Linked DNA regions of Homo sapiens: region 1 is linked to region 2. The links are chromatin contacts, found by Hi-C or POLR2A ChIA-PET in ENCODE. All regions are on one chromosome and are shown on one strand. Each heading gives the region's core, a stretch centred on a gene start or an enhancer-like site at or near the end of the contact. The rest is flanking DNA. Distances are from core to core; before and after follow the strand shown.

Region 1 (2,700 bases), core at 16-2,515, 45 kb before region 2:
TTTTTTTTTTTTTGACCTTTGGGTGTTAGCAGTAAACACTTCATTAGAATTCAGCAGTAGCAGTATACCTCGTTGAAGGAACTTTCTAGTTAAGGATGCACGTGGTCGAGATTGTGGTAGGGGCAGAGCTGGATAACTGTCAAGCTAATAGAGAGGGTTTTTTTAAAAATATGAAAAAATGCTAAAGGAATTCAAAACTACAATAATCTGCGAACTTCAACATGGAGTCATATACATTTTAATAGCTCCTGAGAGTTTATATCAAAGTCACTAATTATAATGATCCTGAGAGGTTAAAAAGAGACTTTTAAAATATCTCATTTTCTTCTGTATAGGATGGCAGGAATATCTTTAGCATTGAATACAGTTCTATATAGAATGCTGAGAAGTTAAAAGTAGTACAAAAAGCCAGTTTGGCTTTTGAAAGGATAAACTTCAGTTATTCATAGTGTATATGAGGAAAACTGTGTTTTTAGAATATGGTAAATTTGCATACCAAAAGGACAAAAATAAAACTCAGCATAGGATACAAACTAAATATTAGGGATTCTAGTTGGGTTAGAGTATGACAGTTGCCTGGATCATGCCTAAAACATCCTAAATGAAATCTTAGAGCTCCTGATGTGAGTACATGTTTAATATATTTAAATATTCCAGTACTTTATTTTTTTGTCCTGAGTCAGAAAGCTGTTGCCTCCAGAGGTCCATATTACGATTTTAAATTTGGCTAGCTCCCTTAGATTTTGTTGTGGTATGTATCTGGAAATGATGTTCTTTCAGGCTTGTTTTATTCCAAGGGTGATAATTTATATATAAAAATTTAGATATCTTTCTTATACAGAGAAAATGGAAGATATATTGCCAATCTATATATTTTACTCAATTAATTTGTTTAGCAATATTTATCAGGCATCAACTTTATGACAGAAGTTGTGTGCTGTGGCTACTGTGGTGAGTAAGAACAGATACAGCTCCTGCTCTCATGGAATCAAATGTCTGGTAGGGATGACAAATAGTTACTTAAATAAGTATACAAGTGAACTTTTCATAAGCACTTTAAAGGACATGTATATAGTTTCAGTGGAAGCCAATAGTAGAGGTTTGTGACCTAGTTAGGTAGAACAGAAAAGGGTTTCCTGAGGAAGTTATATTTAAGCTGACAGCTGAAAGATGAGCAGGCATTCACACAGCAGTATTGTGGTAGGTGAGAGAAGACTGTGAGGCCAATGGCAGAGAAAGCATGGCCATCATGAGGAACTGAGAGAAGGCTGTGCGGCTGGAGTTCAGAACCTGGAGTGGAATGTGGAGCAAAGAACAAGATGAGGCTAAAAATGAAAGATGAGCCATCCTGTGCTCATCTTTGTAGGCCATATATTATAGACTGATTACTTAATGTTGAGTAATAGGAAACCATTGAAGGTTTTAGAGAATGAAGGGAAGGTTAATGGATAGCCGGAGTAGGCAGAGATAGTGAATTAGGAAGCTATTTTAGTCAGCAGAGGAAGAGATGATAGGATAGCAGTGGTATGGTAAGCAATATAAATGAATTTAAATTATTTTTAGGAAGTACAATCAATAATACCTTGTGATTGTGGCAGCCATGGAGATACACTAATCAGACCTCCATTCAAGAGAACATGCTACGGGAAGCAAAGTGGCTTGACATCTTCCTGCTGTCACAGATTTGGGTCCATCACAGCATTCATGCCAGGACAATAACCCCTAAACTTGTCCCTAGCCGATGACTGAGTGGAGCAGAGCCTGGCCATCCTGACTAACAGGGAACTCCGCTAATGGGCAGCCTTTGCTTACAGGCATGCCACTGGCCTGGTGAAGACTCTTCCAGAACTGCACTGCAAGCTACAGCTCTTTCTAGCTGGTCATCCTTCCTTTCCACTCTTTCACAGGTGTCAGATCTCTATTACCCTTTGTAAGATCTCCTTAATTTCCCTTTCCTCTCTCTCTTTATCCTTCACAGGCCCTTCCCTAACAATTCTCTTGTATTCTATATTAATTTGTTAGAGCTGTTGCAAAAAAGTACAAGTGGGCTGGCTTAAACAACAGAAATTTATTGTCTCACAGTTCTGGAGGCTAGAAATCCAAAATCAAGATACTGGCAGGGCTGGTTCCTTCTGAGGTCTGTGAGGGAAGGATCTGTTCTGGGCCTCTCTTGATCTTTTTAATGATGTTTTCATGTTCACATGGCGTTCTGCCTGTGTGCGTGTCTGTCTCCAAAATTTCCCTGTTTATAAGGACATCAGTCACATTGGATGAGGGCCTACCTTAATGATCTCATTTTAACTTGATTACCTCTATAAAGACCTTATTTCTAAATAAGGCCACATTTTGCAGTACCGGGGATTAGGACTTCAACATATGAATTTTTGGAAGACGCAGTTCAACCTGTAACATGCAGACATATCCCTTATTAGTATCTGATTCTTGAAGAAGTGGAAGTGACAACTGATGGATTGGGTTGTGGAAATGGGGAATAAAGATGAGAATGATGTCAGATTGGTCAAAAGAATTTTTACTATGTGTCATATATTCAATTGGGTTGGACTTCCTGATGAAAAGTATAGACAACTACAATTGTGGTTCACTAATTTTTATTCATTTATGTTTCAGCAGTAAAGAAATTTTCACATTTATTCTTGGTCACTAGTTTACTTTTTTCTAAGAATAGTCAAGAAAAAAATT
Region 2 (2,715 bases), core at 117-2,616:
GAAATTAGCAATACCTAATTAATTTTTTCAAGTTAAAATTATTGGACCTATGTTCTATGGGCTAGACAATTAACATCTCAGTTTGCCATGTCTTTTTTTTTTTTTTTTTTTTTTTTGGTGAAATAAACAGAAATGTCCTATGAGAAAAGTCCTTACTGTTCTACTGGGTACTATCTGAGCCAATTTCCAGATTGAATTGGGGCCTTCCATCCAGGCACATACACTAATTAGGCTCTCCAATTTCCACCAGAGAATTTTAACTCTATCTCCATCTAAGCATTTGAGTTCATCTTTAATAATAGGTAATGTTTTCACTGTAAGATTTTATTATATTCATTTACCTAAAGCTCACTAGCACAAGTTTTTTATAAAGACTGGTGGCAGAAATCACTAGTCACCAATTTCTCTATTCTGAATTTTGTCCATGAGTTAATTCAGGCTGCCAACAGCTGTACAAGTTGACTATATCGTTTTCCTCTTGTAGAATTTCTTTTAACTATCTGTCATTATGCCACTGCTGAACAGAGATATTATCAAATACATAGCTGTGAAAGATAAGGTTATATTCAATGTGTCATTAATGAGTAAGTTTTACACTATATCACAGCATATATCTTTTATAAGGAATTTTGAGAAATATTCTACTTCAGTATCAAAATGTTTGGGTTTCCATTGAGCAGCTAGTTTTATTTTTACTTTACATGCTTTGAGGTGTTTGTAATTATATGGCTAGTTCTTTCTTTTTATCCACAAAACTTGTGAGCTGAACCAGAAGCCTCTGTTTACCAAAGTACAAGACTGTATAATATCATTTTTTGTATTCACTTTATCTCTGGAGTATCAGTTTGGTTATGTGGCTACATGTAACCAAAAAACCAAATAGGAGATGCGTTTTTCTAATATCTTGATTTCAGGGAGTTTGTGGTTGCTATTGTTAACATCTTTATAGCTCAGGGGATCCAGGCTCAAGGTCTCTAAAAACGCGTTGGTATTTTCTTTATGATCTTAAGATGACTGTTCCAACTCTAGCCATCCTGCCTTTGTTTGCAAAAGGAAGGAGGAAAGAAAAGAACGAAAGAAATATGGTTGGCCCTTTGAACAGCTGTTTCAGGCGCCTATTATTTCACATAAAACTCTTCAAAACTTAGTAGCTAAAAACATTTATCATCATATTTTATTCTGTGTATTGACAAAGCTTAACTGGCTTTCCTCACTTGGGATCTCTCATCTGATTACAGTCAGATTGTGTCTGGGACTGGAATCATCTAAATATTCAGCTGGGTTGGAAGTCCAAGATGACTCACTCTTGTGGCTGAGAGTTGATATTAGCTGTTGGCTGGGAGCTCAGCTGAAATGCCTACGCACAGCTTTGGCTTCTCATAGCGTGGCAGCTGGGTTCTAAGAGAAAGCTTCCCAACAGTAAGCATTTAAAGTGAAAGTGGCAAGTCTTCTTATAATCTGGTTTTACATGTTTGAGAATATTGCTTCTGCCACATTCTATTGGTCAAGCAAATCACTAAGGTGAGCTCAAACTCGCAGGAAGGAAATTAGATCCCACCTCATTGTGCGAAAAACAGCATATGTGAGCAAAGAGAGAAAGGACTCAATGGTGACTATTTTTGGAAACTATCTACCACTGTACTCTCTGCCTACCAGTATTCATGTTCCTCCCACATGCAAAATCAACTACGGTTTGAAGTCTAGGATTCATCATTCAAATAAAGTTCAAGGGGAAATGAGGGTCCAACTTCTCAGGTGCAATTCCTCAAGACTAGTTTCTTTTTAACAGAAGAATTTTGAACCAAAGAGACAAGTTACCTGCTCGGTAACACAATAAGTTATCTTCTCAACTGAATGCTCAATATAACAATGGTGATACAAGGTTATGAAACTGACAAAAAAAAAAAAAAGACAATTTTAAAAAAGACTGTGCTCTGGTAAAAGACAGCACTCACTCATCGATGGCAGTTCTGAAGTTTAACTGAGCACATGCCACCAGTTCCTTGACTGGGGCCCAGTCCTGCCCCAGATAATGTGCCTCTATGTCACTTGGCTCTGCCTTCTAGGCACCAGACTTTGTGCCCTACACTTCTTTCTTTTCCATTAGCAATCGCCTGTGTTTGCCGCTAAATATCTTTCTCAGCCTACTTCCTCCTAGAAAAAGTTTGAGTCCCCAATGACTCTTTTGAAAAAAATTCTGAACTGCCTCTATGACTTTTAATTCAGTCTTATTGAGGTTCACACCATTAGACAAATGTCAGCCCCACAGTTTATTTTTCGTCAGATAGATTCCTCTTCACTGTAGGATTAGAGTCTTGATACCGTGGGTTCCCAGCCTTAAGATTCCTAGGAGTCCTGTTATCTAGTTGAAAGAGTCTTTATAATACTCCTTCATATTCACAGATGCCTTTTTCTGATTGCAGCCCTGCCATAAATGTTTCTGAGGTGTCAATAAAGGGTCCTGTAATTGCTCTATTGAAGTTAACTCTACCCTGATGTCATGTGTTACTGAAAACACCTTGGGACTGAGTTTTACTCTGAGGCTATTTCTTATTTGGAGAAAAATTTTGCTACTTGGAGAAACTAGGGATGATAAATAATTTTATTTTTGAACACAGTAAGTCTTAAATCTTTTTTCCTCTCAATTTTTCTATAAAACACTGAATATTATCTTTCTAAAAATGTCATTCTCTCCGTGAGTACCTAATGTTATGC

What was found. A loop is a pair of places that touch in the nucleus more often than their neighbours do. ChIA-PET counts read pairs that join two places held with the same protein, here RNA polymerase II (POLR2A). Pooled maps may share reads with other maps.
Region 1: a loop to region 2 is called in a map of psoas muscle, with 2.6 times the contacts of the local background. The contact joins two enhancer-like sites. A Hi-C loop is called at or near these places in 2 of 168 maps with a recorded cell type or tissue (HepG2 and psoas muscle) and 7 of 50 pooled maps. POLR2A ChIA-PET finds 5 or more read pairs at or near these places in 1 of 52 experiments (Panc1).

What each region holds. Positions count from the first base shown.
Region 1 is chr5:100,549,611-100,552,310 of GRCh38, forward strand. The region is part of intron 1 of FAM174A (family with sequence similarity 174 member A); the gene reads left to right. Among named protein-coding and RNA genes, the nearest start is that of FAM174A, 16 kb to the left of the region's middle. Within about 2 kb of position 1,266, at least 2 of the 41 ENCODE cell types and tissues checked have a DNase peak (open chromatin) inside an H3K27ac peak, as active enhancers do.
Region 2 is chr5:100,594,350-100,597,064 of GRCh38, forward strand. No RefSeq gene overlaps it. Among named protein-coding and RNA genes, the nearest start is that of FAM174A, 60 kb to the left of the region's middle. Within about 2 kb of position 1,367, at least 6 of the 41 ENCODE cell types and tissues checked have a DNase peak (open chromatin) inside an H3K27ac peak, as active enhancers do.